Linked DNA regions of Mus musculus: region 2 is linked to region 1. A link is a loop called in an ENCODE intact Hi-C map of the cell type or tissue named here. Cell type or tissue: heart. All regions are shown on one strand.

Region 1 (5,000 bases):
CAGAAGGATAAAAGAAAATTAGGAGGGGTGAGGCGGAAATCTGATCTAAATACATTGTATATATGAATGGAATTCTTTGTTGTTTCTGTGTAGCCCTGGCAGTCCTTGGAACTCACTCCCTAGACCAGGCTGGCCTCGAACTCAGATCTGCAAGCCTCTGGTGGGATAAAAGGTGTGCTGCTGCTCTCACCACTCAGGTATGAATAGAATTCTTAAACTAATAAAAACATATTTAAAACTAAACATTTAGGGGAGAGATGGTTCAGTGGTTAAGAGCACTGGGTGTTCTTCCAGAAGATCTGGGTTCAATTCCCAGCACCTATGTGGCAGCTCACAACTGCAATTCCAAGAGATCCAATCCCACATACAGACATACATGGAGGCAAAATACAAATGCATATGAAATAAAAATAAATACAAGTTATACAAAAATTAGGTTATTAAACATTTAATCTTTACTATACTTTATTACATGTGACAAGTTGATCTTACTCAGTCCACACCTCTCTCTGTCCACATGCCTGGTAGAAAAATGCACTGATTCATCTTGCTCTATTGCAACATAAGGAAGTGTCTACCAACCAGCGGCTAGACTACCTGCTTCCCACCATGTGTAACGTCCCACTTAGCTTCCTCATGTGGATAAAAGAATGACACTTCATGTCAAAGTTCAGGGTTACCCAAGGCCATTCCATTGAGGCAGCCACAGAGTAGCTCACACCTTTAAACTCTTCATTCCAGAGGCAGAGGCAGGCAGATCTCCTAGTTCTAGACTAGTCTGGTTTACCTATATATCTGGCTCCATGCCAGCAAAAACTATATTTAAAAAAAAAAAAAAAGCCAGGTGTGGTGGCACAAGCCTTTAGTCCCAGCACTCGGGAGGCAGAGGCAGGCAGATTTCTGAGTTCGAGGCCAGCCTGGTCTACAAAGTGAGTTCCAGGACAGCCAGGGATACACAGAGAAACCCTGTCTCGGAAACATACACATACACACACACACACTCAATTGATGGCAATCAAAAAAATGTTCAAATAATCAATGACTTTTATTGTGGTAGAATATCTATAAAATTCTTCATCTTAACCGTTTGTAAAGCATACAGTTCAGCAGTAATCACGATGCTATGTAACTAGCACCTCTGTCTAATTTCTATCACTAGAAAAGGAAACTCCATAGCCATTAAGCTGTCACTCACTAGCCCTGTCTTCTCAGCTGACAGACAAATCCTGTCTCTAGGTCAATGGACTTCCTATGAATAAATTGGAGTGGGGGCTGCTTTGGAGTCCTTAGACTCCTTTAGCTGAATCTCAGCTCCTGAGTAAGCCTGTGACAATCATTCTCAAAGCAGGCTAGAAGCTCCTCTCCCTGGGAGTAATGAGATGGGCAGGAGGGAGGGGCTCAGCTGAAGGATGCCAGTGAGGACCACCTTTTACGTCTAAAAGAGGCAGAGTGAACAAGGCTCTGTCAAGACACTCCTCCTGGTTACACCCTGGACAGTCAAACACACTAACACTCCCAGATATTGAACTCTCAGAAAAAAAATCTCAGTGACTATTTGTTCTTCAGTTTTTGCATTTTCAAACTCTGCTTTTGAGATCCAAACTTTCATCATCAAATAAGTGTAAAATGGTGAAACTCAGACTCAGAACTAGATCTGGGCCCACTTCCTCGAATTATTAGGAAGTAGTTTCGTTTCCTTTGGGGCCCCACCCTTCTCAGGCTCTGATCTCCCACCCTTCCTTTGAGGTCGAGGAAGGTTTGGCAGAAATAATTGTTCTTTCTAGGACGGGTCCCCATGCTCTCAATGCCTTCAGGAACAGACAGGATTACTACCTTTCAAAGCAGTGTGGTTTGTTTTTGGTTTTTTGTTTTTTCCGTGTGTAATGGTGGAGGCAAAGACACACGTCACAGAGATGCCCAGATGTAAACTGGAAATGAGGCCTTTGAACTCAGCCAAAGGAACCAGAGCTTCTTTTTTATAAAGGCCAACACTGCTTAACCAAATAGGCAGCAAGGCCCTGCTTTCCACTTCCTCTTCACCCTGCCTCTGTACCCACAGCAACTGCCTCGTCACTGGCTGGGAAAGACTTGATGCCAGCAGGCTCAGACTGTGGATTTTAGGCGGCGGGGGTGGAGGTGGGTGGCTAGGAGGGCAAAAGCACGGAATCCCAGGTCCAGTGAACTTCAACCATCAGAGTATCAGCGCGGGGGTGGGGTGGAGTGTCCCTTTATTCTTTGAGGGAGCAAACATTAAAGACTTTCAGCAATAATGCTAGCTCAAGAAAAGTCCACACCTCAAACTGCTAGGAAGTCCGAATCCAGAATTGTGCCAAATTTTGGTGTAAAGTCCTAAGCTAGAGTAGTTGGATGCAAATTCCAGTTCTCTGAAGTTCCCTACCCCATTACAAGTACCTAACTTTACTTGGCTCACGGGGTGTAACGGAAACCTGGCTTCACCCAAAAGCAAGACGCGTCCCATCAACAAGTGTCCACGGGATCCTTGCGGGGGGGGGGGGGAACGGTGGATGCTGCACGTGCCTAATCGCGTTCTGAGCGCTGGGGTAAGAGGGTCTCACATCCCTTCCCGCCCCGGAGTTCAGTGTAGTGGCTATGCATTCACCCTCCCCAGAGCCCTGAGTGCCAGCCAGGAGGGACCCTCGCCTCCGCCAGGTGGAGGCTCTGGGGCCACAGCTGGGACCGGGACCTGACAACTTGGCTCCCTGCGCCAAAAGTGAAGCAACTCGGGAAAGTTCCCGGAGCTGCCCACGCTTCCTGAAGCCGCCTCCTGGCGCCCAGCACACCCCGGCGCACGCACGGACCTGAGATGGTCTCCTGGTATCCCTTGGTGAAGTACTGCATGGCGGTGGCCGCCCTCCAGGGCGTCTTGAGCAGCCCCTGCCGCTGGGGGTCCTCGCCCAGCGAGAGCAGAATGGACGAGTAAGCGGCCGCCAGTTTGGGGAGGTTCACCTGGTTTTCCTCCTCGCTGCGGTGCCGCCCTGCCTTCCAGGCGTCGGCCGGCTGTGCGCCCTTGGCCTCGGGCGGCCGGGACTTCTCGGCAGGCGGGCTGGCCCCGGGCCGCGGCAGCTCCCGCTCGGAGAACCCATTGGTGCACCTGACTCCCCGCGGCTTCTCCATGGACCCGGCGCGACCGCTCCCGAGACACCCTAGGGTGCTAACAAGCGCTGCGGCTCAGCTTAGCCGGCGGCCGTAACCTGTGGCCGTCACCCGGACTGGGGCTCAGCACCTAGGGACACTCTCGGAGTCTAGGGCAGTCGCCGGCTGGGGAGCCCCGCCGCGCCTCTCTTTTTATGGCAGGGCGACTCGGCCGGCGCCGCGAGATATTTTCATTGGCCGGAGCCTCTTGCGTCATGGATCTCTCCCCGCCCCTGAGCCCCGCCCTCCTGGGTGGCCCCTAAACCCCCGCAGTTACACAAGACAAGCTTCTGGTTAGACCCCCTCGACTTATAAAAGGAAGAACTGAGTCTACAAAAAGCCAAGAATCCGGGGAGCTGGAACCTCCGAGATAGAAACACCGATTCTCCCTCACTTTCCACCGGAAAAGGGGGCGTGTTCGCAAAAATGCTGTGGTCTAGTTGCCCTGAGAAAGATGAGCTAACTAACAGGTGACCTTGCTGGGGCAGGCAGGGTGGAGCAAATATTCTGGTGATAAGCAACCTTGTGCTCTTTTTTAAATATTTTTTTTCTTTTTAGCTTTTTTTTTTCCGAGATTACAATAATTTCCTGTCTGTTTTCCCTTTCTTCCTTCCAAACCTTCCCAAATACCTTCACCCCGCCCCCCCCCACACCTTGTTCTCTTTTACATTCAGTCTCTTTTTTTAACAGTTCTTATGTATGTATGTATGTGTGTTTCTAAATATATAAATACAACTTGCTCAGTCTGGTTAATGTCTCTTGTGTGTATACATTTTCGGGGCTAATCTGGTATTGGTGTTCTCTGTCCTAGGGAAGATTACCTCAGTCTAAGCATTCCTCGGTCACCTGTGGCTCTTTGTCTAGGGTGAGGGCTCACGAGTCGTTGTCCCACACACCCTCACCCCCATCCTTGTTTATACTTCTACTGGAGTCATTCTTTTTTTTGTTTTTTTTTTTTTTGTTTTTTTTTTTTGTTTTTTCGAGACAGGGTTTCTCTGTATAGCCCTGGCTGTCCTGGAGCTCACTTTGTAGACCAGGTTGGCCTCGAACTCAGAAATCCACCTGCCTCTGCCTCCCAAGTGCTGGGTGTCATTCTTTTGTTGTGCTTTGTTTTACTTTTTGAGACCAAGTCTCACAGTGCAGCTCTGTCTGGCCTGGAGTTCTCTATGTCGACCACCAGGAAGGCCTTTAATTCAAATGATCTGCCTGCCTCACACTTCCAAACGGTGGGATTAAAAGCATGAGCCCTGCCTCTCTCCTGCTTTAAAGACTGGAGAAGTTGTGACTTGAAAATTGTTCAGTCGTTTAAAATGTATACAACACACACACCTGCCACTCTAGAAAACCCTCTGGCCTCTCTCAAGGCATGAGTTATGGTGCATGGCACTCACCGGAGTCCCCTATGCCTAGGGAGATAATAATATTTGTGAGCTGCCAGATCGCTGCTCTGCTGTTTTAACCTGCTCTGACCTTATCTTTCACAATGACTAGGGGAAGCTTGTTTTCTTTCATTACCCTGAATTTGGTGATCAGCAAGAGGACTAGGGCAGCTAGCTACACCCTCTAGCCGGACAGTGTGTACTCTGCCAAGAACTGGTCCTTGGCAAACCAACCACTGACAAGAGGGGTGCTAGAGTAATGGCTCGGCAGTTAAGAGCACTTGCTTCTCTTCCCAGCTCCCAGCACCTTCCTCAGGCAGCTCACAACCAGCTCCAAGAGATCCAATCCCCCTGACTTCTGCGGGCACTTGAAATCACATGCACAACCCCACGCACAGACACATACATAATTTTAAAAAGAATTTGTTTATTAAAACAAATACTTAAACTGGGCACACGCCTTTAATC
Region 2 (5,000 bases), 180 kb before region 1:
CTCATCCCTCTTCCATCCATCCTTAAAAGGACTTTGTACCTCTCTTCTCTGGACAGATGGTGATGAATAGAAAACCAGGGAGGCCGGCCCTGCCTTAGAAATATTGTGACATTTCGATGGCTTGTTTATTGTTTTAAACTCCACGAGAGAGAGAGAGAGAGAGAGAGAGAGAGAGAGAGAGAGAGAGAGAGAGAGAGAGAGAGAGAAAGGTCCACGCCACTCTTGAAGCAATTCTTCCTAATTCACCCTTTCTCGCCTGGCTTCATACTAGCTTCCCCTGGGGATTATAATGTGAGAACATGGAGACTAAGATTCTCAATTCTCTTGGTCCCTCCTGTCAGTGGTTCTCAAACATAATTAAGCCCACATCTCAGTCATCTGGAAAGCTGGTCAAACACAGGCTCATGAGTTCCCAGACACAGGGCCTCCTGCCCTGAAGCAGCTCTTAGACCTTTTGGGCCAGTCCTTCTCCCAAGCGCATACAGCTCAGTGGGGATTCGAGCCCAGATGATACTGTGCTGTGCTTTGTGAACCATCTTCCTCTGTCCCACCCCACCTCCCACCAAGTAGCTCTTGGAAATGGATGCCTCCAGAGGGTGTCCCTAGAGCACAGCTTGGGCACTTAAAACTAGGGTCCTGAATGCCGTCCCCCTGGTGACTCAACCTCACCTGTGTTTCTGTATGAGGAACGGGGGCAGTACTGATCCATGGTCCGTGGTACAGCGATCTGTTGCGTGTCTCTCTGACTTAGGGGGAGCTGGTATCGAGCTGCTGGGAGCACGTTTGCAGGGAAAGGCTGGTTCTGTCTTCTTCTGGTCCCCATTTGTCATTGAAGCTCCAGCTTGGTTTCTTCTGTTGACCCTGAGCTTTACTGTCTGAGGGGGAGGGGTATCTGAGGAGAAAGAATAGACTCTTGTCAGTCAGCTGTCACAGAACATGTTATGCGTATCTCTCAACCCATGCCGTTAACCAAGACTGTATGGTCAGCTTAGGGAAGGGAGTAGCGGACTGCTCGTGAGGCAGGGCTATGACTAGAGAGAATGATGTTGCCATGTCAGTGATGGGGCTCAAAGGCATGAGGGCTAAACTGAAAAAATGAGATTGGGGGTGGAAGGCAGACTCTTCAGCTGATGCCACAGATGACGGAAGGAGCAGAAGAGAGGACGGGGAGAATCTGGATATATATGAGGCACATTTCCAACAGAGAGTATCTAATGTCAAAAACAGAGGTCTCTTTTATAGGATTTTAGCGGCTGGTGGCCATCTCCACTAGAACACTGACAATAAACCCAGATTCCAGTGGGTTCTGCTTCTTGCCAAGGAGTGTGTTGGATGCTGGCTGGGGATCTTCTACATCAGAAAGTCACTGCTTTTTACAGCAATGCCTTTGGTTGCAAAGATGGAGTCCTTCTCCGAGTGCCTCTCTACTCCTAGTCTGCTCCCCCCCCCCAAATCATTCCCATTAAAGACATTTCGATGGTTTCAAGCACCTTCACCAGCCTCTCTACCAATTTTATTGAAAAGGGCAGGTCCTAGTGCCAGGCCGAATACCTTGACGGAGACTAAAGATAAGTAGTAGATAGATAGACTAACAGGTACATCCTTGTCTAAAGGTGGCTGTGTAAGAGCCATTAAAACAAAGTGACACTGCTGCTGTCCTCCTCAGCTCAGGACCAGTGAGGATAGAGCTTTGCATTGTCTTTCTCCTCACAGGACTTTGTCCCCAAGACCTGGAGGTAAAGATGAGGGCCAGTCGGCGAATTTCTAAAGCCCCTGGACATAGAAGTGCACCTGCCTTCCCCCATGACCACCAATAGACTTCTGTCCTGGAAGAAGCCCCCCCACCCAGGTCTCCCCTCTCAGCAGTGAGCTGGGGCAGCTCAGAGCATACACAGCATGTGGGTCTGCTGGACCTGGGCTATTGAAAGCTCACTCATGTCTGGACCCTGCTGCCCTGGGCCTTTTCTTCACCCTCTGTCCTTCCTAGTTCCCTGTGGCTTTCCTTCCCCCTTAGGTCTTGTCCTTTCTTATAGAATTCTAGACAGCATCCTTGACTTCAGGAAGCATGAGTCACACTCTGCCTATGCATGGCCTCAGTTGTGTTCTGCAGTTTCTCACCAAGTTAACTAAAGCAAAAGGTCCCTACCTGGTCAGTCCAACTAGCTCTGCTCTAGCCATTGATCTATAGCCCTGCTTAGTTCTGGGCCCCAAAGGGGGTGGGGGACACGGCCACAGTCATTCCATTCTTTACCGTCACCTTCCCTGCTGTCCTTGCTGCTCTCTGACCTCAAGACTTCAGCGTTTAGAGGTAGTTCCCCTTCTCGTTAAAAAATAAAATTAAAAAAAAAAAAGGTGAAACCTGGCCTCATCACCAAACCTACTAACCTGAGTGAGCCTGCAGCACTCGTAGCAGGTGATGCAAACCTGCTTTTACTGCTTGCCTCTGCATAAATTCCCAGGGTAATAGCTTGGGAGTGGACCAGGAAGGGAGGTGCACCTCTAACTCCCTCTACAGGGCTGTGCTGGTACAGCACAAATAGATGCCTTCCAGGCTCACCCAACTCTGTTCTTGGTTAATCCAGACTTTCTTTCATAAGGCAATGCATAGTTAATCTGCAACAGAGATTCAAATAGCTTACCTCAATAAAAAAATCATTCATTTCTTCTCCATAGGTGACTTAGATGTGTAATGCTTCAGATTTTATGCCGAAATGCATAACATATAAACCTCACCGTCAGCACCTTCGCTATGCATGCTTTGGGAATATCAGTGTGCTCTTTCTTGATGACAGTATTTACACAGCTACACCCCACAGCATAAACTCACACATTCACACTAATACATTAGATTCATAGATCTTCAGATGAAAACGTTTGCCTGTTAAGAAACTCCATTTAGTTTAGGAAGTGTGAGACCCCGTGGAGGTACAATCTGGGCTCATTTTAGAGAACATCTCTCTGGTGCAGGGTGGAGCTGTTGGCTGTAATTCTCCTCACACTTGCCAGGGTTGGTTCCTAGTGTGTGAATTAGCTGCTGTCCATGTTGGCCCCAGTGATCAAGCAGGAGCTATCAAAGCTTTCTTGTGAACTGCTAAGTTCTCCAAGATACTCCCCGCAGCTCTCTTCTCTGGGAAGTACCAAGCACTTAGGCCTTGGCATTGTCTAAGGCCTCCTTACACTGCAGTGAACACTGAAGAGAGCATTCTGTCGGAATTCTCATTTTTGGCCTTCCCATGGGACAGTGTCCAGTGCTCGTGCAGTATCACAAAGCAAGAGCTTTTGTTGTCTTTCATCAAGTCAGCCCAAGGATTGCTGATTCGTTATTTTAAAGACTCTGAGCATCCCGTCATGGTGGAGGGGGTTGGGCTCAGGTGGGGGTAGGGGTGAAGATTGGCAAGAGCAGAAACTCATGCCTTTACCCAGCGTGCTTTCTCCAGAAAGGCTTCCAACCCTAGCAGCTACGTGAGTGGCATCTGTAAGATTGTGTCATGTGGTTGTCAAGAGCAAGGGAATGGTGTTTCTATCTCCAATTTCCATAAGTTTTAGGATCCCTGTTCCTAGGACATTTTATTAAAACTGTCACCATGCGAACATAAACCGTCTTGACACAATGCCATTGGGATTGCTTTTCTTTCACTCTTCAACAGATGTTTGCAAAAGAGTTGCATTAAAATACATTTAACTCTACTATCTCTCCCTCTCAAATCTTTTTTTTTTTTTTGGTGAAGATTACCTTAATTGGTGTTGTGGCAACCAGGGAGAGTACCCAAGGATGCCTTTGTTCTGCAGCAGAATTGTCCACCCTAAAGAGAATGTTATGAAGGCAGTTCAGGAAAGACCTGGAAATTGAACTGTTTTGTCTTCTGTCAGACATCCAGCAGGCCACGCGGGGCTAAGCTCTGTGAGAAAGTGAAACAGTATCAGGGATGAGCGAGGGCAGGGTGAAAGGGTGAGGTGAGCAACTTCGTATGAGAGAGGTTTCCTTAGAAAAATGATATCTGCACAACAATGAGCTGACAGGAGCAACACAGTGGCTCAGGGGAAAGCCCTCTAGGAAGGGAAAACACCAAGGTTCCAAGGTACCAAAGTACCAAGGTTCCAAAGGAGGTGCGCCCCTGACATGTTACAGGGACCTGGGCTGGAGCAAAGCAAGAGAGAGACAGACAATAGCAGAGTGGGACTGAATTATAGACCCAGGAGGACGCTGGCTTTTCCTCACGAGGACACCGTGTGCTGCTCCATTTCCTACCAGCCTTGCAGAATATCAGAGTCTTGGGTGCCTACAAGGAAAGGAAGCTTATTTAGCTCATAGATTTGGAGGCTGAAAGGCTAAGACCAGACCTAGTCCAGCCCAGTTGTGTGAGCCTCTGGTGAGAACCTCGTGGTGAATGGCATCACAATGGGAAGAGTCTATACAAAAGAGAAGCTTTGATAAGACAAAAAAAGCCAGAGAGAGTCAGGGGATGAGGCTGGCTCTTTTTACAGGTCACTGTCATGGTACCTCTCAAAGGTCCACTCAGGTCCTTCTGTGGACAGTGAACTATCATCTAATTAGCTTCTCACGAAGCCCTACCTCTTAGAAGTCACACCACCTCTGTACACATGGGACCCAGTCTTCCAGTGTGTGAGCCTTTGGGCCATCCTCACACCATCCCCAAACCACAGCAGATGGGTAGCACTCCAATCTTTAATCGGGAGAGCCATCAACTAGTCTTAAAAGATCATTCTTGCAAAATGCTGGTTGTGATTCCTAGACTTTCACTGATGATGGAGCAGGGTGCCTAAGTGTGTTCAGATTCTGAATATATTCTGAATACACTAACGGATTAAGTTCATGATGACAGATCTGGAGCGATAAAGAGGGAGGGACATAATATCTTTGGACATAAAGTGTTGAGACCCTCCCTGTAAATGGAGATGAGGGTACAATGGAATCCATGTCTAGAGACTAACAGAGAGATCTGGGCTGTAAACATAGATGTGGTAGTTTCCCTGCATAT

Evidence for each region. Peaks named below come from ENCODE experiments on the same cell type or tissue, not always from the same donor. Only the 100,000 strongest peaks of a DNase experiment are listed, where the experiment ranks them.
Region 2: a loop joins it to region 1, with 2.7 times the contacts of the local background. A loop is called at or near these places in 3 of 42 quality-filtered maps.

Annotation. Positions count from the first base shown.
Region 1 is chr14:47,186,133-47,191,132 of GRCm38, forward strand. Gch1 (GTP cyclohydrolase 1) reads right to left here and starts at 3,281. Exons shown (of 6, transcript NM_008102.4): 1 at 2,820-3,281. The coding sequence starts at 3,135. In heart, a CTCF peak has its summit at 2,897; DNase peaks (open chromatin) are centred at 1,759, 2,079, 2,739 and 3,309; H3K4me3 peaks cover 1,865 bases; H3K27ac peaks cover 1,235 bases.
Region 2 is chr14:47,001,866-47,006,865 of GRCm38, forward strand. The region is part of intron 2 of Samd4 (sterile alpha motif domain containing 4); the gene reads left to right. It overlaps Gm52121 (a long non-coding RNA gene), which reads right to left. Exons shown (of 3, transcript XR_003951145.1): 1 at 3,734-5,000; 2 at 670-892. Among named protein-coding and RNA genes, the nearest start is that of Gm52121, 3.8 kb to the right of the region's middle. In heart, a CTCF peak has its summit at 2,505 (motif pointing left); no DNase peak of the experiment used is centred here.